Linked DNA regions of Homo sapiens: region 1 is linked to region 2. Evidence: chromatin loops called from intact Hi-C (ENCODE). Cell type or tissue: CD14-positive monocyte. All regions are shown on one strand. Each heading gives the region's core, and the rest is flanking DNA. Links, peaks and the distances in the headings are about the cores only.

Evidence for each region. Hi-C counts contacts between places; a loop is a spot of excess contacts. Peaks named below come from ENCODE experiments on the same cell type or tissue, not always from the same donor. Only the 100,000 strongest peaks of a DNase experiment are listed, where the experiment ranks them.
Region 1: a loop joins it to region 2, with 4 times the contacts of the local background. A loop is called at or near these places in 5 of 110 quality-filtered maps.

What each region holds. Positions count from the first base shown.
Region 1 is chr12:45,617,153-45,629,897 of GRCh38, forward strand. No RefSeq gene overlaps it. Among named protein-coding and RNA genes, the nearest start is that of LINC00938, 100 kb to the right of the region's middle. In CD14-positive monocyte, for the core only: no CTCF peak of the experiment used is centred there; a DNase peak (open chromatin) is centred at 5,279; H3K4me3 peaks cover 1,231 bases; H3K27ac peaks cover 1,514 bases.
Region 2 is chr12:45,665,232-45,677,976 of GRCh38, forward strand. No RefSeq gene overlaps it. Among named protein-coding and RNA genes, the nearest start is that of LINC00938, 56 kb to the right of the region's middle. In CD14-positive monocyte, for the core only: no CTCF peak of the experiment used is centred there; a DNase peak (open chromatin) is centred at 5,360; H3K4me3 peaks cover 1,598 bases; H3K27ac peaks cover 457 bases.

The DNA of each region.
Region 1 (12,745 bases), core at 4,118-6,617, 48 kb before region 2:
CTCCATTTCTTGCCATTCTTGCACATCCTTTTAGTTATTTCTAGGCCATGTTCCAAGCCATAAGACAATCACACCTATTAGGAACACAGACAAGAACCATGAACTAATAAAGCTCAGAGGTCTAAGCAGCTGAAGGAGATATTACAAAGTCCATCTATTAAAATGCATGTATGCTATTTAAAGTGAGGCCCAACTCAGAGCCCATGAACACTTTGCCTACTCTTCTCATAAAAATGTTGTTAGCTGACATATTAGGCCAATGAATTGGAAGTGGAACAGAGAGTTTCTTCCTCCAAGTCAGCATTCTGAGTGTTGTCAACAATGTAATCTATAAAGGAAGCCAGAAAAACAAAACTACTAAAACCTGCAGGATGAAGTCATTAAATTGAGAACAAATAGCCTCAAATGTATGTACCTCAAATGACTCTAATGATACTACCATGACATGCCACTGTTTAGTTAGTAACTGCAGTTCATAATAATGGTATGTTCATTGTAGTCATGTCATTTCCTGGTGAAGTAGTGAAGTACAGAGTATATTTTAGATGGATTTCTATCTAAAATTATTTTTTTATTTTTGTAGCTAAAAATAGCTGTTAATTTTTAAAGACTATTTAGAACAACTCAATCTGCAAAAGACAGCCTAGTTTTTCTATAAATGACAATATATTTCTCATGTCCTGTTTAACATATGCATATCCATTCCCATCCTTCTGAGAATATAAATTCTTTTTTTCTCTCTCTCTTTTTTTTGAGACGGTGTCTCGCTTTGTCACCCAGGTGGAGTGCAGTGGTGTGATCTTGGCTCACTGCAACCTCCGCTGCCCGGATTCAAGTAATTCTCCTGCCTCGGCCTCCCAAATAGCTGGCACTACACGCACCTGCCACCACGGCCGGCTAATTTTTGTATTGTTGTAGAGGCAGGGTTTTGCCATGTTGGCCAGGCTGGTCTCAAACTCCTGACCTCAAGTGATCCACCCGCCTCGGCCTCCCATAGTGCTGGGATTATAGGCATGAGCCACCATGCCCAGCCTAGAGAATATAAATTCTTTAGTAGCAAGAACTGGTTCTTCAACTTGATTTGGATATACAATGGCTATCTGAGCACACAAAATAAGAGTTTAAAATCCTAAACTTTCAGAATGAAAGGAATCTCGGAGATCACAGTAATCCAATCCATTTACTTTACAGAAATGTTAACTATATGTACCAACATTTTCTCTAAGCTAATAAGGCATTTTCCTCCCAAACTGTACAAAAATGCATGTAGCAAAATGGAAATCTCTTACCCAAACAGAATCCCTAACGCCCCAGTCTTCCCCTCGTAAAATAGGCAGTTACCAGTTTCTTTTGTGAAAATACTCTACGTAAATACAAGTACACACTTGAGCTTTATAAAATACAAATAATGGCATGAGAGACTTCTTTGCAACTTGATTTTTTAGGCTAAAATCATATATTTAAAAATAATAAATATGTATTCACTGAAAATTATAGACACTAGAATTAAGCTCCCTCATAACATTACCTAAAGTTTAGTACAAATGAGTCACTAATACACAAAATATACACTTACAGATTTACTTCAGGCTATACAAATGCCTCCTTTCCCTTTTGAGGATGTGATAAACCCCAGAAGGAAGTGAAAGGTATGCAAAAAGCAAATGTTTTCCCTACACGAATACCCCTAAATACATGGTCGTTCAACACTTCAAGATGAGGCATGGAGAGCAGCGACTGTATTCTCTCTTTTTTTTTTTTTTGAGACGGAGTCTCGCTCTATCGCCCAGGCTGGAGTGCAGTGGTGCGATCTTGGCTCACTGCAAGCTCCGCCTCCCGGGTTCACGCCATTCTCCTGCCTCAGCCTCCCGAGTAGCTGGGTCTACAGGGGCCCGCCACCACCCCGGGTAATTTTTTTTGTATTTTTTAGTGGAGACGGGGTTTCACCTTGTTAGCCAGGAAGGTCTCGATCTCCTGGCCTCGTGATCTGCCCGCCTCGCCCTCCCAACGTGCTGGGATTACAGGCGTGAGCCACCGCGCCCGGCCTGTATTCTTAATATTCTAATTATTCAACATTATTATAGTGTTAGAACTAAAAAAGAGACCCCAAGATCCATTTAATATGGTGTTTTCAAACTGCAGGTCAGATGTGAGAAGTGGGTCCTAACATCAATCTAGTGGATTACAATCAGTATTTTTTTAGAAACCATTTTTGAAACAGTATTTTTTAAATGAAATAAAAATGAAAAGAAAATATCAGTATGCATCCCATTTAACAAGGGTAAAAACTGTTTCATAATAATTTTCATTTGTTGTGTGTGTCTATACTGGGTTGTGATATAAAATGTCCATCTAGCTGTGGATCACGGGCATGAACTTGAAAGTCACTGATTTAATTCAGCCTTTGGCTTCTAATGAGGTAAAACTATAAGTGTTCTCAGAGAAAGAGGTGTCTGTGCATTCCTGAGAACAAGCCTCTCACAAAGAACCATCTTCATTCTGGCTCATTATTTGAAGTACAATGTCACTTTCTCTTTTCATCAAGATTATTGGGGTACAGGCTTAATTCCAAACTTACTCTTTGCAACATAACTTTACCCAGTCAACTAATTGATCAAAACCCAGTAGAAATCCATCTTAATCATTAGCCATCATTATTATTATTTCAATTATAGGAGCACAGGGATAACAGGAAAACTTAGCTTCATCTACAAATGGCTTTCACATTCTTTGAGCTAGCCCCTTTCCTCCTCAGAATCAGTGAGGCAGAAGCCTGCTGACCCAGCGACAAACCCTGAGGCACATCCAGAGAACTGACAGTCTCGATCTGGTCAAACCAAAAGAAGTAGTACAATTGTACTGAAAGGCTTAATGAAGGCTATATCTCTCTTTGCCACCATCTTTCCTCTGTCTGATGGAGTTGAGTGCAGAAATCATAATGGGAAGAAAGAAGTTACGTCTGAAATTTTGTGTTTTACTAGAGGCAATAATGGGGTAGAATGTGGGTGTGGGGGTCAAGAAATGTGTGTCTGGCTTGAATCTGAGTTTGGTGACAAGGCTTTCAAGTCTTCCAATTGCCCCAGCTCTTCATGTCTTCATTTCTAAAACGAGGGACTGTGCCACAGCAGTTTAGCCATGAATTATCATCATAGCTGCACTTGTATGACCCTTGCTATGTCACAGGCTCAAGCATTTTACATAATTGGCTGATTTAATCATCCCCATAACACTAACAGGTGGGAAATTTTCCCTTATGTTACAGGTGGATTTGCACAGATGAGTAGCAGAGAGGTCAAGTAACTTGCCCAAAATGACCCAGTTAGCAAGTGGCTCCAGATGCTGTGCTCTCAATGTCATGCAATGTTGCCTCAGCAGAGATCTTTTTAAAAATCACTTGTCCTATCCCCAACTACTCTCCAAAGCCTATGTTACTGAAGATATTTTCTACTAAATAAGCCATATTTGCTAAATTTCATTTTCCATTTTATTAATCAGAGATGTATCATATGGTCAGAGTTTCTGATCAGCATAAAATAAGTTACCACACACATTTACATAATTCCTGCCCAATGTGAAATTCAGTGTTTAGGTTAACCTAGTAGTTGTATCATGTATGATTTCTCTTAGCCCAGGAATCTCAATTAAGACTTGGGGGCTGGGCGCAGTGGCTCATGCCTGTAATCCCAGCATTTTGGGAGGTGGATCACCTGAGGTCAGGAGTTCGAGACCAGCCTGGCCAACATGCTGAAACCCTGACTCTACTAAAAATACAAAAAAAAAAAAAAAAAAAAAATCAGCCGGGCGTGCTGGTGGGTGCCTGTAATCCCAGCTACTCAGGAGGCTGAGCCAGGAGAATCTCTTGAACCTGGGAGGTGGAGGTTGCAGTGAGCCAAGATCATGCCATTGCACTCCAGCCTGGGCAACAGAGCAAGACTCTGTCTCAAAAAAAAAAAAAAAAGACTTGGGGACTTCTTATGTCTGAAACATCAGATTTCCCTTTTAGTTCTTCTAACAGCTGGTCTCAAGGGCAGGAAGGATACCATTGCCATAGAGGGAGCCTGGAAATCAGGTGGAGACATTTTTGGTTGTCACAGTGACTGGAGGAAGGAGATGCTGCAGGGGGTGTTGGATACTAGCATTTAATGGGCCAAGGCCAGGGACAGTCCAACCCAAGGAAGAATGTCTCAAAGTGCCAAGAGCACTCCTGCTAAGAAACCCCCAAGGGCTGCTTGCTGGAGGATGGCAGAGGGAAGGAGAGACATGGAAGCTCCATTCCTACCATTACTCCCCAACTTTGCCATGTTTCACTAGAAGAACTTCCCTCTCCTGGTCTCTTGTGAAGTCCAGGCAAGCCCCTCTTATACCTTTCCATTAATGTTTCCAGTATTTCTACATTGTAATGCTCCTGCACATACAGCAAGACACCATCTGGGCAAAGCCACTGTCTTTGTGCAATGACAGAGCCTGTTCTTCACAGTCAGAGCCTGAAGGACACATCTGTGCCAGGGCAAACCCCCTACCAGCCCGCTACATTTCAAGGAATTGCCTTTGCTCTTTCCTTTGTTCTGGGAGAGGTCAGGGAGACATCCTCACAGGATAACCAGAGAGTGGCAGAGCAAAACCTCATGACACATGTCGAATGAGGTTTTTGATCCATATTCATTGGCTCTTTTAAAAATATGTATCAAAAAATCATTATGAAATACCACTTCACATCCTCAAGGATTGCTAAAATTGAAAAGACAGGTAATACCAAGTGTTGGTGAAAATGTGGAGAAATCAGAACCCCCACACACTGCTGGTGGAAATGTAAAATGGTACACTGTGGAAAACACCTAGGAGTTCCTAAAAAAGTTGAACAGGGAGTTACCATATGATCCAGCAGTGCCACTCCTGGCTACATACCCAATAGAATTAAAAACTTGCCTACACAAAAACCTTTAGATAAATGTTCATAACCACATCATTCATAACAGCCCAAAACTGGAAAAAAATATACATCAAACTGATGAATGGATAAGCAAAATGTGGTATATTCTTAAGGCAGAAAGGATTGAAGTGCTGACATATGCTGCAACATGGATGAAACTTAAAAACACACTAAAAGAAAGAAAAGTCACAAATGGCTACCTATTATAGGATTTCATTTATTTAGAATGTCAAGCATAGGCAAATCTATAGACAGAAAGTAGATTTGTGGTTGCCAGGGGATGGTGGTAGAAGGAAATGGGGAGTGTCTGCTAATAAATAAGCTTCTTTCTCAAGTGATGAAAATATTGTGAAATTAGATAGTGGTGACAGTTGCACAATTATGTGACTAACTAAAAACCACTTGAACACTTAAAGGTCTAAATTTTATGATATATCTCAATAAAGCTATTATTAAAGAATAAATATGAATGGAGTTTCTACCTTGTGGCAGACACTTTTCCAGCCATTGAGGGGATTCCACAATGTACAAAGAAGACAGTGTACTTGATCTCATGGAATTTGCAATTCTGGTAAATAAATAAGCAAATGAAAGTGAACTGCATGCTCCTGCATATAGAACCACTGGAGCGAGCCCAGGGCACAGACAGTGTTCAGTCCACATTCACATGGACTCCTGCCAGACATTCTTGCCCAGTGTGGCTCCGGGACACTCACATGGGCCCCCTCACAGGTCTCCTCTCAGAGCCACCACACAGCAGCTCCCTGGCCAAGGCCCCAGTTCAGAAACTCACCCGCAGCTCCAGGAATCCAAGCTCTTCATGGATCCAGCTTGCACTCTTCTTTCAGCCTCCCTGGTTTCTTCTACTCACTCACTTTTACCCTTATTTGTTCATTTAGCAAATTATTTAACACGTATTTACTGAGGGCTATAGTAGCTAGAATGCTTTGGGCCAAAATATATAGATATGTGAGACTATTTTAGGCTCAAAACTGTTTAAACAATAAGGACAATTATTGTTTCCTGAACAAGATGCCCACACTGCAAGCATGGGGCTCTGTTTCTCTAGTCCATTTGGTTCTACCCTCACCAGTGTGTTATCATTGTCCTCAGGCAGCCATTGAGGGCAGCAACAATGGGGGCACAGCTTTCTTGGTTACATCTAGCAAGAAAGAGAGAGGAAAAAACTATCCTTTAACCATGGAATAGAAATCCGTGTTTTCAACCTATCTGGGCCAATCTAGATCAAGTATCTTCAGGTGGCGGTGAAATGCCGTGAGTTGATTGATCTCAGCCACACTCCTGGGCCAGTCACTCCAGAGGAGTTGGGGATTCCCAGGATTGATTGAGGATGAAATCCTAGAGCTGGAGGAGGAGCTAGCACTCCCTGAAGCCTGTGGGATACATAGGAAGGAGGAAGAAGGAAGGGATTCCGTCTGATTTTCTGTTCATTATAGATTATTTACCGGTCTGCTCCTTAAGCTCATACCAGGTACTAAGTGCTTTTCTGTGTGCTAGGGATAGTTTATCTTATTTATTTATGTATTTATTTCAGAGACAGGGTCTCACTCTGTCACCCATGCTGGAGTGCAGTGGTGTGATCATAGCTTACTGTATCCTGGAATTCTGGGCTCAAGTGATCCTCCCAACTCAGCATCCTGAGTAGCTGGGACTACAGGTGTGTGCACCACACCTGGCTAAGTTTTGTAAATTATTATTATTTTTTTTGTAGAGACAGGAGTCTCACTGTGTTTCCTAGGCTGGTCTCAAACTCCTTGCCTCAAACAATCCTCCCACCTTGGCCTCCCAAAGTGCTGGGATTACAGATATGAGTCCACCTGGTCTAAGGATAGTTTACCTTTTATTTGATGAAGGACTATGTTTGCAGTTTAAACTGCCACAAAATCTTCCCCAAGGAACAATGTGTTCTCTCTCCTACTGGTAGCATTTCAAGGTCAATGACACCTGATATGGGGTGACATTTAACAACAAATACTTGACACCCCCAATGTCACATTCTATAAGCAGCCACTCCTGCTATGTTTATGACCAACCCTGCCCATATCCCACAAGATTCTCACGAGCAGAGGTGTGCCCTCTAGGAGAAAGTCTTCACTTGGCTCCACCCATGGAATATGCTATAAAACTGATGCCAAATTTTCTGCTAGAAAGCTCTATACTTCACAACCAGAAAGGCTGGGTCAAGCGTTGGTCAAACTATTAGCCTATGTTTCAAAAGTTATTTGGACATCTTGGAAACATCTCAGAAATATTTTGGAAATCTGAAATTGTTTGGAAATATTTGGATTCTTTGGAAATTGTTAATCTTTTTTGTTTCTTAATTCCTACAATAAGGAGAATTTAAGGGGTCTGTAAAATATAGAGCTACCCCACTGCCACATACATACATGTCATGATTTCCCCACTTAACCAAAAATGTGATTTCAGGTGGGATCAAAGTGAATATGAGCATTAATTCTAAACTCCATGTGTGGTTAATCATAATTATAATCTTGTCTATACAATCTTATAAGTGCAAGGCAAACAGACTTGCCAATATAACTGGTTGAAGAGAGTTGCAATTAATTGATTAAATTGATAGGCAGCAAATGCAGAGATGCTGGTCTCTCAGGAAAGAAGTTTTCAAAATAATACTGAGACTTAAATCCAACTGACATTATTATTAACGATACTAATTATGAATAATACATTATATTTCTACCATGCTTTATTATTTATAAAGTTCTTTTACATGCATTATCTCATCTGCTATCACAACAACCTTATTAGATGGAGAGGAAGTGTTTCCATTGCATAGATGAAGAAACCAATAAGGCAAGGTTTAAGGTTACCTCTCATGCCACAAAGACAGCAAGTTCAGAAGATGAAGCTTACCCCCAAGTCTGATTGTTCCTGAACTGCAGCCAGCTCTCTCACTTCCATTCTCTTGTGGGGAGCATTCATATTTTATTATTATTATTATTATTATTATTATTATTATTATTATTATTATTTTAGATGGAGTCTTGCTTTGTCACCCAGGCTGGAGTGCAGTGGTGCATTCTCAGCTCACTACAACCTCCACCTCTCAGGTTCAAGCCATTCTCCTGCCTCAGCCTCCCAAGTAACTGGCATTACAGGCACGTGCCACCACGCCCAGCTAATTTTTGTATTTTTAGTAGAGACCGGGTTTCTCCATGTTGGCCAGTCTGGTCTCAAACTTTTGACCTCAAGTGATCCACCCACCTTGGCCTCCCAAAGGGCTGGGATTACAGCCGTGAGCCACTGCGACCAGCTGCATTTATATTTTAATGCACACAGCACAAAGTAGAAATTCAAAAGTGATTGTCAATGGCTGAATTAGAAGGATGGATTGCAGGCAGAAACAAATTGAGTGATCTGCAACAAGTTAACAGCGAGAATCAGAATCATCATTAAGGAAATTTCCGGCTGCATTTTTAGAAACAGGGAGAGTTAACTAATGTAAACTGTCTTTAAGTATTTATGGAAAATTGAATGATGGCAAATTTAAGTAATTTTTCTCAGTGATTTAAAACATCTTTTTCGGCTATGCGCGGTGGCTCACGCCTGTAATCCCAGCATTTTGGGAGACTTAGGTGGGAGGATTCATTGAGCCCAGGAGTTTGAGATAAGCCTGAGCAACATGATGAGACCCTCATCTCTACAAAATATTTTAAAAATTAGCCGGGCGTGGTGGCATGTACCTGTAGTCCCAGTGTTCGTGGGGTAGTTGGGGTAGTGAGGGGTGGGAAGGGGACTGAAGTGGGAAGATTGTTTGAGCCCGGGAGGTCAAGGCTGCCAGTGAGCCATCTTGGCACCACTGCATTCCGGCCAGCGTAAGCAACAGAGCAAGATCCTGTCTCAAAATGAAAAAAAAAAACTTATCTTTTTCTTTTTTTTTTTTTTTGAGACGGAGTCTCGCTCTGTCGCCCAGGCTGGAGTGCAGTGGCGCAATCTCGGCTCACTGCAAGCTCCGCCTCCCGGGTTCATGCCATTCTCCTGCCTCAGCCTCCCAAGTAGCTGGGACTACAGGCGCCCGCCACTACGCCCGGCTAATTTTTTGTATTTTTAGTAGAGACGGGGTTTCACCGTTTTAGCCGGGATGGTCTCGATCTCCTGACCTCGTGATCCGCCCGCCTCGGCCTCCCAAAGTGCTGGGATTACAGGCGTGAGCCACCGCGCCCGGCCAACTTATCTTTTTCAAAATGTGCATTATAAACTTTGATTGTTGCTGTCATCTAAAAAGATCTTTAATATGTCCATGACGTTTATTAATAGGTTCCATTCGTTTTGTTTACCCAGGCACTCTGTATATAGATTACCTGGTTTTACCCTCTCAATCAACCTATAAGTGGGAATTATTAATTGCATTTCATAGATAAGGAAGCTAGCTGTAGCTTGGAAGGGTTAACTGTCATTTCTCAGCTCCCACAGGAGAAAGTCATAGAACTGGGATTAGAAGAGAGCATTATCTTAATGTCTTTCTGCTGGGCCAGGTTTTGGGGCGATGGGAGCGGGGGAACATGTTCCTTAAAAACTTCTTCTAAAGGGCAGATGCAAAAATTATGGTTCTTAGTAGCAATAGCATTGACCACAATTCTTAGAAATATCTGAAATGTATTTAGAAAACCTCAAACCTTACTTGAAATTAATAAATACAAGGGGAAAGAATAAGACACACCTGGACAATTTCATCTTTTCCCTGTTCATTTAAAGCAATTGAATATGTGTGAGTTTAGTCCAAACTCTTGTAATTAATACTGAAAGTATTTAAGGTACCAGAATTTTAATTACATGTTCCCAGATTACCAATAAGTGTTGCAAATATTTTGTTATAAAAATGCATACACCTTCCCTAGTAAATGTGCTTGTTTTACCTGATGTGTAAAATTTAGAGGATCACCTAGGAGATTTTTAATGTTATGTTTATTGCATTGATAACCCTTTAAAATCTATTGTTTGTGTTATTGGTATCCTCCTTAAAAAGATATAATCAATGGAGTAATTTGGGTGTAGAAAGAATTAACATTGCTCAATAGAATTGTTCAAGACCAGTCCAGAGTCATCATCTCAAATATTGCTCAAGACTGAGCATAAAAGTATTGCAGGTGTTCTACAGCCACAAGAAAATATATAGAAGTGCATAGCCCTGTCCTCCAAAAGTTTAAATTTAATGAAAATAGAAAAGGAAAGCAGACCCAGCCATATGTTTAGTAGATCATTAGCCAGGCTCCAGAGAACGGGGTGGCATCAGGAAGACGAATGGGTTACTGTGAAAACTTTGAAACCCAGATTCCTTGAGAGGTAAATGCTGCCTGCCCCCTGTAGCCTGGTTGGTGAGCTCTTCAGCAGATGGCTGATTTACCTTTCTTATTTCACTCTTGCATTTAACCTAAAACAGGGAGAATTCTCAATTTCCAAACCAGATGTGCGTGACTGTTTAACTCCAGGAAAAAACACAAAGAAATAGCTGGTGCCTTCTCGTTAGGAGGCACTGTTACAGAGATGAGGACCGGGGTTTCTTTTTGTAGCTAATGTGACTTGTATTCTATTTAAAAGCATTGAAGATTCCTAACTTTGCTAAGGGAGAAAAGACCTTCCTTAGCAAAGACTTCCCTTTCCTCCCATGGAAAATTCTGCCAAAACATCCTCCCCGCTCCCTCTCAATTCACCTATAACATTTGTTACTAGAAAGAGCTGTGAGTTGGGGCCAACTCAAGAGTGTGGTGCTTTTTTCTTATGAATATGATCTGCCTCGGGAAATTTGCATACGCTTGCCTTCAAAGGAAGAGGAGGAATAATACATTTAATTAGCTCAGTGCACTTCTTGAAATGTATCTGAAAGCAGATGACAGATCTCCATAATCAAACTACCACCTACACTTGAATTTTACACTATTTTCTCAAAAGTGGTATGTACTGGTTTATAACTGTAGTTACTTATAAATACATGAAGTTATTTTTATATTGTTTTCTATGCTGGAGGTAGCTTTTGCCGATACATAAATTAGAAAGGGAGGTCACCTTTGGAAGGGAAAATTCTAATTCATTGCTGGAGAATTCTACACTAATTGCACAGAATAAATTTGTTTGTGTACTATCAACACCAAGAAGGGCTTCCGCTGGCCCAGCACATACAGCATTTTTACTTTTTTCCTTCAATTAACAGACTTTAATGTGTCATCCTTAGAAATAATGACAATTCTTCTGACCGCAAACTTTTAAAAATATTGTAAGGATGGTTTGAGTCTAGCATCCCACCATGTAAAATGTAACACTATACACAGTACTTCAAATACAGGATATCATACTAAAAATGTTACCTTCACTCATTTTACTTGCTATTTAAATTGACTGGTTTCCCCTCACAGTACTTTGTTAAGATTATTATTCTTTCAGACATAATAGCTACTATGTGCCAGATACCAGAGATACAAAAATACATAAGGCATAATTCCTACTCCTAAGACAGCAAAATTTAGTCCGGGATACAGATGTATAAATAATTACAGAGAGCTCTGAGATCCCAGAGGGAAAAGTGAGATATTCTTCTAGGGAAATGTTGAGAAGCCTTCATGGGGACTACCATCCTAGTGCAGTCCTGAAGATAAAGCAAAAATTCACAGGAAAAAGATAGGAAAAAAGCTATGACTGGGATTTTCTGGAATTGCTGTCTCTGTGAGGTTGGAACATAGGGCGAAGATGGGTGTTTATTAACATCACTTTGGATGTTGTTTTTAAAACAGAACTGCCATCCATTGGCCAGGTGTGGTGGCTCATTCCCGTAATCCCAGCACTTTGGGAGGCCAAGGTGGGAGGATCACTTGAGCCTAGGAGTTTGAGACCAGCTTAGGTAACATATGCTGTCTCTAATAAATAAAATAAATAAATAAATAACAAAAATAGAAAATTTGGCTGGGCAGGATGGCATGTGCCTGTGGTCCCAGCTGCTTGGGAGCCTGGGGCAGGAGGATTGCCTGAGCCCAGGAAGTCGAGCCTGCAGTGAGCTGTGATCATACCACTGTACTCCAGCCCAGGTGACAGAGTGAGTCCCTGTCTGAAAAACAAACAAACAAAAAGAACTGCCATCCATAGTCTACTAAATGTTACTTATGGGTTGACTATGCCTTCATTTTTAAAATAGACTTTAATAACTCATATTATTAAAATAAGAACTGTAACATCGTTAATAGGCAAAAGGCAGTGAAGAATAATTCCAAAAAATAAGCACTCAATTTAATAAATGTTAATGGGCAGTTAGTATTTTGATTTGTTTATAATAAACTTTATATACATGTGTATATTTATAATATTTAAGTATATTATGTTTATTTTAAATATATTTAATTCATAATTTATAATTTATATACTCATAATTTATATACACATAATTGTTTTATGCATAATATACCAAAATATAATGTAAAATAATATATAATCTGTAATAATAAAATATAATAAGTATATGATAAATAATATGTTATAAATACATAAAATCTGGGTCTTCTTTATTTGGCATCTACTGTATTCCAGGGTATGTTCTAGTCATCAGGAAAACAGAGGTAAACAGGGCAGATAAAATCCCTGCCTTCAAGGGACTTACATTACAGAGGGTTGTGGGCAACAAATAAATGTAATATAAAATAGGCTGGGCATGGTGGCTCACGCCTGTAATCCCAGCACTTTGGGAGGCTGAGGCAGGTGGATCACCTGAGGTCAGGAGTTCGAGATCAGCCTGGCCAACATGGTGAAACCCTGTCTCTACTAAAAATATAAAAATTAGCCAGGCAGGGT
Region 2 (12,745 bases), core at 4,002-6,501:
TTATAGCTTATTTGGTGTAGATTGCTTCCACTGGCTTAATTTTAATAACTTATTCACTCTGGTTAGAGAATTCCATAATTTAATTTTAGTTAAGTGTATGTATGCAGTGTTGACACTTGCTGTTTATAATAACTCAAGGCTAATATTTTAATCTTTTTAAACGTTTTAATTATTTATATAATGAAAACGTAAACAACATGCTGCACAAGTCATTTTATACCTTTGTCTTAATTAAAAAATAAACATATAGACACAGACAAATTTTGAAGTGACTTCCTCCATGCCTCCTCCTTCCTCTGCTTGCCTACTGTTTCTATTACTGAAATATTATTACAACTGCACCCTGCTTTTGCGAGAAAGTCACCTGAAAAATTGTCATTACCAAGTTCTTAAAGAGCTGCCAGAACAAAAATCCAAAAAAAAAAAAAAAAACAGAGCAAGTTAATGGTTATTAGCATATTCATAAACTGAGACATAAGGTCAAACTCTTTATTTTCATTCCAAAAAGTCATCTACTTATGTCACTGACCCTGCCTTTTTTTTCTACTATAGCCAATAATAGATTAATGGTTGTGTGATTTGAACAAATTCTCAGAAGCATTTATACTTAAAAAAAATATGAATATCCAGAAGAAAGGGGTTTTTTTTTTTTTAATAGTTAAAAGTATTTGTTAAGTTAAGATACTGCAAGGGTTTAGGCAGCTCAGTAAATAACTTCAGGAGAACAATCTGTTGTCCTTTAACAGGCTCTTAATCTCAAGGGTAAAATCTCTTTCCATTCATTGATATTTGCAATAAAAATTGTGACGGCTTCATGCTGAAGTAATTTCCTTGCTAATGTAATGGCATTAAGATATTCAAATTATCATTGTCTTTTGTACTGGGTGTTTTCAAAGAAGTGTGAAGATAGGGAGAATTTCCTTAGCATATTATTCATCATGTGGCACAAATCACCTCCCTGCTAGCTTGGAGAAAAATTGTATGAGAAAATTCAAGATGCATGAAAAAAATTATCTTGGACATTGAAAATTAAAACAACATGGGCACAAAAACCAGAAGACAGATGTTTTGTTTATACCACATAGCACCTCCAAAGTTGGCCTGATATTTAGGCAAAGAAGTGGCCACTTAAATGATGTGAGTCAATTTTATCTGCCTGATTGGAAAAAGGGATGATGATGATATTGGTGGGCTGGGGAGGAATGGAAAACACTGGTGGGATATCCACCCCAGCTGGTGTCCAGGCTGTTGACACCATCAAGAGAAGGAATTCAAGGATGAGTCAGAAAATAGTGAAAATATGGAGATTTATTACAAAGTGAAAAATCCACACTTAAGAAAGGGGAGTGTGGGCGTACTCAAGAAAGCGTCACACAAGGGAGTTTGGGGCTTCTCCCTTTAGGGCTTCTTTAACCAAGGGGTGGTATATTTATGAAGATTCCTGGAAAAAGTTGAAGATTTCTTGGAACTATGGTGCCATCCATTTTTACACCAAACAGGGGGTTTCCAGAACTGTCATGGCACTGACGGGTTTGTGATTTGTATGTTAATGAGCATATAATGAGGTCCTAGGAGAAACCTAGGTCAAATCCAGCACCATGTAGGGTCTAGTCGGTCATAGCCAGCTTGGCCCACACCCTGGTTTTTCAGGGTCTTATCAGCCCCTAGCTTACGCAGGTATTTCAACAGTTTCCTTTTGCTGCTCATGTGAAACTACTGCCTGGAATTTTCTATTCTCCTGTGACCACCCTGTATTATTCCTATCTCAATGAGAATGAGACAGTGCTTTTTTCTACTGTGTCATTTCTTGAATCCTGGCCTACCCTGAGATGAGTAAGCAGGGATGAGTGGAAGTTTTTTTCTCCCCTCCTCTGGTAAAGCCTAGATCCTAAAATGTTACTTTGTGAATTATAAATATAAACACCTCCTCCCCTGTCCTTTTATGCTATTGTCTTCAATAAAACAGATTTTTTTCTCTTAGAAAAATATCAAGACAGTTATTTTTTAAAATGACTTTGACTCCCAGACACATTCCCCAGTCACTTCAAGTGTGTTTTGTCTCTGCTGTTTGCATACATGTTTCCCTACTTCTCTCACCACATCCCAGCATCCAGAAGCTCCCCAGTCCCAACACTCATTCTCATTGTTCAGGGCCAACCTGAATGTCTCACCTCCGTGCAGCCATCCCTTATCCCCTGTCCCAATCCCCTCACCCCAAATCAATCAATTAATCTATATGAAGTGCTCTGAACATTGTCTGGAATATAAAATATATTATATGAGTATTGGCTGCCATTAACATCATTGTGTGTGTTTCTAAAGTACTTTCCACAAACCTTTGCTGTGCATGACTTTCATCTTGTCACTTAGCTTCTTTCCTCACTTATTTACTCAAAATTCACCTTAGTGAGGTCTTCCCGACCAAAATTTCAAAACCCTCCTTTAAATCTCCTTTTCTGATTTTTAAAATCTTTAGCATTTCTCACTATGCACATTTTTCTGCATTATCTTGTTTATTGAATGTCTCTGTCATCAGAATGAAAGCTCCATGGGGGCAGTAAATAGTTATGCAATGAATGAATGAATGTGCTTGCATATATTTTTACCTACTAAGACTCTATATCGTCAGAGAACCTAATATACCATATGGCACTCAGTAGACCAGCTGAGTAAGAGGAAGATCTAGAATCCTAAGGCCATTCCAAAGAATGGCACATTTGAAAGGGTGCCTCAGCGTGAAACACTCAACTGGCTACATAATGAAGGCATTGAGTGTTAGAAGGAGAGGAAAAAATCCCTAACATGGACATAATAACTTATGTCCTTTTCTAGACTACAGTGCCTAAGGACATCTCTGGGTCCTAGGCACATTGTTTATATTTAGTAAAAATTTATAAAGATTACTGATACATAGTATTTGGCAAAGAAAGATAAAAACTGACATATAAACTATTTGCTTATGAAGGATAAATTTAAGGTTAGATAAAAAAAAAAAACCTCATGTTGCTATATTGTATGACGGGTATGGTTTGCAAAAAGCATAATCCAGGGCCATTTTCCGCATTATATTAAATGGTGTTTCTATACTGAAATCAACTCCAAACTTATACCATAAAATATTGTGAAAATGTCATAGGTAGTTAGTGCAAGGTAGTTTTTAAATAGGGAGTCATTACTTTCGAATATCCATGGAACTTAACATTTTCTTACTTAATTTTTATCAAAAGATTTCAGGGAGTTTGGAACGTCTCACAAAATAGCTACTGAACAGGAATATGGAGAGAAGCAAAGTTTGTTAACTGGAATAAAATAAACCTACTTGGAACTTGGAACTCAAAATTCAAGCTCACTTACAAGGTGTCTGCCATGCCCTGCTCACAGAGTATACATTCCTGGTCAAGAATGTTAAGTCCTAAATAATCCTATCTTGGATGACACAGGAACTGATGAAAAAAGATAACCCAATGGCTTTATCACACCAAATATTCTATCACACAGATCAGAAAGAAGTTTTGACTCTAATCCCACTTAGTGGCTGTGTGAACTCAAGTAAGTAACTTAACCCCACTGATCTTCCATTGCCTTGTTTCAAAATGAGAATAGCATATTAGCACTGCCTTACCCAGTTGTTGTGAGGAGCTAATAAAATACTGTGTGTTAAAACGTGTGGTAAACCCTGAAGTGCTATACAAATGTGATGTATTATTTTTGTTCTTTAAAGGTCTTTTGACACCTAATCTTTGCCTCCATAAATGACCTCTTTGTTTTCAAGCTTGCTTTTGTCTGATCTTACACTGGCTCAAATTTTAATCTCTTACCTAGTGAAGTTATTTCTTTAGACCTTGCCTCTGCCCAGCTCTTTCTTGGACTACTAGAACCTAATTACTTCTGTGGCTTCTGTTTGACTCAGCATTCAATAGTATGGTTACTCTGAGCCTGCCATGTAAGAACTGTGAATGTAAACTAAGGGCTTATCCCCCTGTCTACTGTAATCCATCTAAGTAATATGCAATATTTGAGTGTAGATGACAAGATGGCATGAAATTTCACTTCTCTTTCAGAGAACGAAACCAATTCCTTATCTTTAAGAAGGTTTACTTGAAAGGACTTTCAGTTTCTCTTCATAAAATAATGTAGAAACCATTATTCTTTCTGTTTGCCTCTCACCTCAGCACTGGGCTGAATGTATTTATAAACTAAAACTAGAAAGAATTCTTGGTTTGCAAAAGATTTTAACAGAAAACCAGAGCTGATGGCTAATACTAGCAGGAGCAGGGTCTGTGTACTGGTTTCCACTTCATTAAATAATAGCAGCATCCAGCAGATACAGCACCTACTAAGTGCCTGAGTTTTTACATGTATTAATTCATTTACTCTTCACAACTATTATTAGCTCCATCTTGCTGTTGAGGAAAATAATTGACATAAGGTCAAACAGCTAGTAAGTGGAAGAGCTGGGATTCAAACTCAGGCCATTTGATTCTAGAATAAGGTCATATTCTTAACTCTATGTTATATTGCTAATAATAATGATTATTATGATACTGATAACAAAAAAAATGTATTATTTCTTGTTGCATAACAAATTGCCCCGAAATTTAGTGGCTTAAAAGAACAAAATCACAGTTTCTGTGAGTCAGGAATTTGGACACAATTTAGCTAGGTACTCTGCTTCAGAGTCTTTCACAAGCTGCAATCAATGTGTCCTGTGGGGCTGTAGTCATTCCAAGGCTCGACTGGGAAAGGATCCACTTCCATGCTCACTCACATGGTTATTGTTAGAATTCAGTTCCTTGCAGCCTGTTGGACAGAAACCATCCCTAATTCTGTGCCAGGTGGGCCTCTCAAACATGGTAGTTTGCAAAGTGTGAAAGCTGGGAAAGATATAGAGTCCAGCAAAATACAAGCCACTGTCTACTGTTAATAGACATTAGTATTTCCACCACTTTTGTCATACTCTTTTTATTAAGAGCAAGTAACTAAGCCCACACTCAACTGGAGGGGATTACACAAGGATATGAATACCAGGAAGTTGGGATCATTGGCAGTCACATCAGAAGCTGCCCACCTTCATAATAATTAACATTCTATAAATATAATAAGAAAATAACATTTATTGAGAGCTTACTATGTGCCTGGCAATAGTCCAAGCATTTCACGTATATTAATTCACATAATCCTCACAACAAACCTGATACATGAATTAGTAAGGGGAAGTGCCATGATTACACTTAGAGGTGGAGAAATTAATACCACTTTTCTGTATTCCAACAGATAAAGCCTTTCTTAGAATGCTTCAAAATGATTGCCACAAACTGAATCTACCCCAACCACATCCTCTTTCATAACCACTTGTCTTATTCACAGAACAGGCTTTTTCTAGCTGGTGGCAAATAGTAATTTCCCAAAGTAACCCCCTTCTGGCTCTACTAGTCCTGGGGGTAGGGAAGAAGAAGTAGTCTTTAAAAAAAAAAAATCACTATTTTTCATAAATTTTTTTTTTTTTTTTTTTTGGTCACCGAGGCTGGAGTGCAGTAGTGCAATTGCAGCTCACTGCAGCCACGACCTCCCAGGCTCAAGCAATCCTCCCAGCTCAACTTCCCAAGTAGCTGGGACCACAGGCATGTGCCACCATGCCCAGATGATTTTTTATTTTTTTGTAGAGACAGGGTGTCACTATGTTACCCAGGCTGGTCACAAACACCTGGGCTCAAGCAATCAATCCTCCTGCCTCAGCCTCCCAAAGTGACGTGAGTACAGGTGTGAGCCACTGCACTCGGCCAAACATTATACTTTTTATAAATGAATATATCATTACTGTAATTCCAATTTTAAATAGAAACTGCTAATAAGAATCATCTTTTCTGTTTGAAAGGCTACCAAGGATACAAAATATCCAAATCAATTCCAGTTTTGATTTAATTCTAGTTTTTTTACATCGTGCTTCTCTTCAAAAAGTTGTTGAGATGGCTGGCTCCCAGTTGGTCAACTATAAAGAAGGATAAGAGAGAATAAGCACATCCCCCTGAAAGATTCTAGGCTCTATGGAATTGGATGGAGGTGGGTACTGGCGCATTGATCAGACTGTCTCTCCAGTCTTACCCTCCAAATTAGAGGCCCAGAGAAAACATGGAATCACTTAGCACAGGAGAGGCTGGAAGTCCTCTTCCCTATTTTTAATAGGGACTAAAGGAGTTGCTTATTATGAGAGCTGTGTGGAAGACATCCCAGATTCCTAGGCTGCTGGGTGTGTGTCTATTTTCAACCCTCTTACATTTGCAATGACACATCCTTTAAATATCTAGAAGCCAGTTCCTGGTCAAGTTAAAAATATAAACAAATGAATATCGATTCAAAGTTCTAAATAAAATACGAACAAATGAAATTCAATAATTTATTATTAAAAGAATAATTTACCAAAAGGGTTAATTCAATCATACAGAAAGGATTATTTAATAACACATTAATAAGATTCATCACACTAAGAGGTCAAAAAAGTAATATCATCTTAATAGAAGGCAAAAAGCACTTGCTAGAATTTGGCAACTATTCATAATTAAAGAAATAAATGTCTCAGTAAACTGAAGATAGAAGAAGTCCACTTTGTCATGACAAGTAATATTTATATGGACTAACATATTTAACAATGAAACACTAGAAGAATTCCCAATGGTCAGAATTAAGACAAGGATGTTACTGATTTATTGCATTTTTTAAACACAAAAATGGAAACAATCTAAATGTTCTGCAGTTAACTAAGTTAAAATACAGTCGTAATATGGAATACTTGATAGCCACTATAATCATATGGTACATGAGTATATATAGGCATATTTGAGACCTATACACAAACAATATATAGGTATATATATAGTGTATATAGATAATATATGTTTGCAGATATGAAATATATGTGAATGTAATTGTGCATTGAAAAAGTTCTGAAAAGAAATACAAGCTGCAAACAGGGCTTCCTTTAGAAGAATGGTTTTGGTAGAATTAACAGACTAGAATGGAAAGATCTTTTGTACAAGTACTCTGTGTTGTTCAAATCTTTTTGGAACAAGGAAATATTAGATATGCAGTATTTATTTAATTATTTATTTGGGACGGAGTCTCCCTCTATCACCCAGGCTGGAGTGCAGTGGTGTGATCTCTGCTCACTGCAACCTCCGCCTCCCAGGCTCAGGCGATTCTCCTGCCTCAGCCTCCCAAGTAGCTGGGATTGCAGGTACCCACCACCATGCCCAGCTAATTTTTGTATTTTTAGTAGAGATGGGGTTTCACCATGTTGGCCAGGCTTGTTTTGAACTCCTGACCTCAAATGATCCACCTGCCTTGGCCTTCCAAAATGCTGGGATTACAGGCGTGAGCCACTGTACCTGCCTATGTATACAGTACTCAGACCAACTCTAAAAAAACTAGTCAAAGAATACTGACAGTGAAGAAATAATGGTATTACCAATAAAAAAACAAGTTCAAGGCCAGGTGTGGTGGCTCATGCCTGTAATCCCAGCACTTTGGGAGGCCAAGGTAGGTGGATCACGAGGTCAGGAGTTCAAGACCAGCCTGGCCAATATGGTGAAACCCTGTGTCAACTAAAAATACAAAAACTAGCCAGGCATGGTGGCTCGTGCCTGTAGTGCCAGTTACTCGGGAGGCTGAGGCCAAAGAATCGCTTGAACCCAGGAACCAGAGGTTTCAGTGAGCCAAGATCGTGCCACTGCACTCCAGCCTAGGCAACAAAGCGACTCTGTTTCAAAAAAAAAAAGTTTTATAATACAATATGTATTAATACATCAAAAATTACCTAAAGGATGCATCACCAATTTTTTTTTTCTTTTTAGAGACAAGGTCTCACTCTGTGGCCCAAGTTGAAGTGTAGTGGCATGATCATAGTTTACTGTAGCCTCAAACTCCTGGGCTCAAGTGATCCTCCCACTTTAGCCTCCTGAATAGCTGGCATTACAGGCATGCACCACCACACATGGCCAATTTTTAAATTTTTTGTAGAGATAGGGTCTCACTATGTTGCCCAGGCTGGTCTTGAACTCCTGGCCTCAAGCAATCCTCCTGCCTTGGTCTGCCAAAGTACTGAGATTTCAGGTATGAGCCACATGCCTGGCCATACCTCCAAATTTTGACTTTGGTTGTTACACTTATATAATAGACTGATTTTTTGATAACTTTTTAAATGTTGCTTCATATGTTTTCCAAGTTCTCTGTTAATCACATATTTCTTTTGCAGCTAGGGGAAAGATTAGCAAAGAAAACTGTGGTGATATTTAAATTACAGATCACACTAAACAATGATTAAAGAGTTTACAGAAAAATGTGTTTGTCTTAACCTGGTTTCTAAAAGGGTAACGATGCCTTCTAACTCTGCCTCAATCTTATAAAGCTATTGGGAAAGCTAAATGCTTCCATTTTCTTGCTCAGCCAGCTTCCTTTTCTGGACTTGCTTAATTTGGGCATTTCTCTGAGCTTCAAAATCTTGGAGTCGTTCTTCATTCCTTTCTCTGTTTTCTGTATGGAGTCACTCACTGACATCTCTCACTAATCCTTCCTCCATCTCTCATACAGCTCTTTTCCATTCTAATTCCATATCCCTCCTGGTTTATGCTTGATCAGTTCACATCTGAACCATGGAGACATCTCACTGAGTCTTCGTGCCTGCCAAGACTGTCCCTCTATTTACACATCTCCCATCTTCACCTCACATCCTTCAGGTGATACCTCTTTAGAATATTCAACCACTCTCTTCCTTGTTGCTCTCACCTGCTATGTTCCCAATTCCATGCCTATGCTCTTGACACTGCTCCTTGCAAAAATATCCAAGTTCTACTCCTCTTTCCCACTTAACCCCACCTCCACATGTTATGGTCTCTTCTTCATCCCTTTGTATATCCAATCATTCTTTCAGTACATATTTCAAAACTATGTACTGTATACCAGATACTGGACTAGGCACAGGGAATACTGTGCTTAACTTGGGCACAGGCCTTCTTTATTATTTTCCAAATTAGTGATGGACCACAATCAAAGGATTATGAAACTCAAGTTCAGAACATTATCTGCCTTAACAATAATTTATCACATCCTCCAATGACCACAGAAATCCTTTAAGAGCTCCTCATCTCTCTGCTTCCCTCTGACTTAGTCTCAAGAAATCTTTCTTGTATTCAACAGTTAATATGTGCCTGTGTACAAGGCTTTATGCTAGATGCTAGAAATTGAGAGGTGAATAAAATCTGCTTCTTACAGAGAGCTCCAAGATTAACAAGGATGGAAGACAGGAAAAGATATACAATAGTGAGTAAAAGGTACTCTGATAGAAATGTACAGATTCGACTGGAGAATTCTACTTGGGAAGAGCAAGGAATGCTTCACAGATGAGGTCATGCTTGAGCTGATAACAGGTAGAAAAGGTGGGGACAGTATTTTAAGCAGCTGGAATAGTATTGCAAAGGCACAAGGCATTAAATGGCACAGCTTGTCAGGAAGCCACAAGTACTTCAATATGACCCAAGTACACGAGGCTGGAGAGTTGGGCTGGGGCCAGATCGTTTTTTCCCTTGTTTTACATTCGAGGGAATGAGTAAACGCTGAAGAATTTTAAGCGATGAAGTAACATGATTATATTTATATTTCAAAAAGTACCTCTGGTGGCTATATGGAAAATAGGGAGTGTGAGGGATGGGGCCCAGCTTAGGCAAAAAGTCAAAAGACAGAAGGCTGTTTTTAAAATCCAAGGAAGTTACGTGAATCAGGCAAGTAATGAAGTAGAGGAGTGGTGGCTAGGGTGAAGAGAAGGAAATAGTTTGGAGAGCTATCGGAGAGGTAAAATCAACAGGACTTATCTACTATTGGGTTTTAGAAGTTGAGGAAGAGGTAAACAATGACCTCTGAGTTTCTGGCTTGGGTTATACATATTCTAAGCAGAAAATACAGGTATTGTATACTAAAGGAGCAGGGTGAGCAGGGTATATAATAAGTTTAAGTTGCCTGTTAGGCATTGAGGTAGAAGGTCTTGGAGACTGTTAGATACACATGTCTCAAGTTCAGGATTTTGTTTGGGTTAGAATTAGAGATTTGGGAGTCAGAATACAGATAATGGATCAAAACCATGAGAATGGTAATAGTGCCCAGAAGAAATGTAAATGATGAGAATGGGTGGGAAGGACAGAGCCTTGGGGTATACCAACAATTATGGGGTCAGAGTAAGAGAAACCAGGAAAGGACCCTGAGAAGAAATGGACAATGAGGCAGAAGGACAGCCAGGATAGGCTATTGTATGAGTTTCCAATTACTGCTGTAAAAAATTACCAAAAATTTTATAGTTTTAAACAATGCTGGCCAGGCACAGTGGCTAGCACCTATAATCCCAGCACCTTGGGAGGCAGAGGCAGGAAGATCACTTGAGCTCAGGAGTTTGACACCAGCCTGGGCAACAGGGCCAGACCACATCTCTACTAAAAACAAAACAAAGAAAAGAAAAGAAAAACCAGCCAGGCATGGTGGTGCACACCTGTAATGCTAGGAGGCTAAGATGGGAGAATCACTTGAGCCTAGGAGGTCAAGGCTGCAGTGAGCCAAGATCGCACGACTGCACTCCAGCCTGGGTGACAGAGCAAAACCCTGTCTCAAAAAAGAAAAAAGAAAAGAAAAGAAAAATAAATAAATAAAACAATGCAGTGCCAGGTGTGGTAGCTGATGCCTGTAATCCCAACACTTTATGGGGCTGAGGCAGGAGGATTGCTAGAACTTAGGAGTTTGAGACCAGCCTGGACAACATGATGAGACCCCCATCTTTACAAAACATAAAAATAGCCAGATGTGGTGGCACATGCCTATGGTCCCAGCTACTTGGGAGGCTGAGGCAGGAGGATCACTTGAGACCAGGAGTTTGAGGCTGCAGTAAGCTATGATGACACCATTGCACTCTAGCCTGGGTGACAGAGCTAGACCCTATTTCAAAAAATTAAAGACAAAACACACACACACAAGTTTATTATCTCACAGTTTTGTGGGTTTAGAAATCGAACACTGGTCTTGTTTGTCTAAAGTCAAAGCGTCAACAGAGTAGCATTACTTTCTGGAGACTTGAGGGAAGAATTGGTTTCCTTGATTTTTCCCAGCATCTAGAGACCAACCACCTGTGATTCCTTAGCTTATGGATTTTTCTTCAGTCTTCAAAGCCAGCAAGTGGATAGAGTTCTTCTCACATGACCCCACTCTGACCTTAGTTCTGTCTACACATCACTTTCTCCAACTCTCTTCTTCTGCCCGTCTTCTACTTTGAAAAACACTTGTGGTTACATTGGGCTCACCTGGATAATCTGGGATATTCTCTGTCAGGAGAGTAGTAACCTTAATTTCATCTGCAACATTCATTCTCCTTGCTGTGTAAAGTAATATATTTATTATAGGAGGTTCTGGGGATTAGGACATGGACATCTTTGACGAGAGGTTGGGGGAGGTGCATTATTCTGCCTACCATAGCTGTCATGTCAGAAACTAATCAAACAAACAAAAACATTAAAGAAAGAAAAAAAGTAGAGGGTAGTGATTCTGGGCAAGTTACTCAACCTCTCTCTGCCTCTCTTTCTTTTACTGCAAAATGGAGAGAATAGTGCCTACCTCATAGGCTTGTTATAGGGATTACATGTGCTAATGTTAGAAAGCACATAAAGCTGTGTCCAGCTTATGTTATAATTTTTTAAAAGAGCAATGAGAGAGATTAAATAAGGCAAAGACCTAAAACTGGCCATTGGATTTGTTAATTAGGCAATTAGTTGTTGTTACCACTGTAGTTTTGGGGATATGGTGGTTGTAGAAGTCTAATTATTGTAAGATGGAGGTGAGAAAATTGGAGAACAGGAATAAACATTATTTTGAAGTAAATGTTTAAGAAAGGATAGAGAAAGAATGCTGGCACCTTCTTAGGTGGCATATTCTTAGGGGAAGATGGGAAGTTATGGGAGATCTGAACACACATGCTATGGGGAAGGGGCTAGTGGATAGAACGGCTGAATATATGAGAAAGGGAATAATGACATAGTAAAATCCCAGAGGAGAAGAAATAGACGTGATCAACAGCTCAGATGTTGGCATTAACTTTGAACTGGATTTTCTGAGTCTAGAGGGCAAACTATGAGGGTGAATCTTAGGAATTAAACCTAATTCCTTTCCTTGGCTTCTGTTCATCAGTAGGAATTACTCACAGGTCTCTACCTGAGGCTATGACACCAGAGTTAGAGTTCTTGTCCACCATCCAATATTAGGGTGCCACACACTGTCATGGAGTTTACCTTCTTTCACAGGAAAGTTATATTAGGGCTTTGAGCGTTCAAGTTTAGAATTAGCAAGCAAAAATGTCATTTCTTTCAAAATGGTTAATTTCATAAACAATACCTGTCCTTTTCAAAAGATTTTTCTGATAGAAAAATGCAACTAGGTATAAATTTGTGTTAACAAACAGGCCCTCTTTGTTATTTTAAACTTTTTATCATGGACATTTTCAAGCAAACATAAACAGAATCATATAATAAATTCCATGTACCCAGCACTTCAATAACTACCAGCCTATGACCAATTTTGTTTCACTTATACTCCCCTCTCACCCCCAACTTCACCCCTAGTGTTTTAGGGCTAATAGTTTGGCTGTGTCCCCACCCAAATCTCATCTTGAATTGTAGGTCCCATAATTCCCACGTGTTGTAGGACGCACCGGTGGGAGATAATT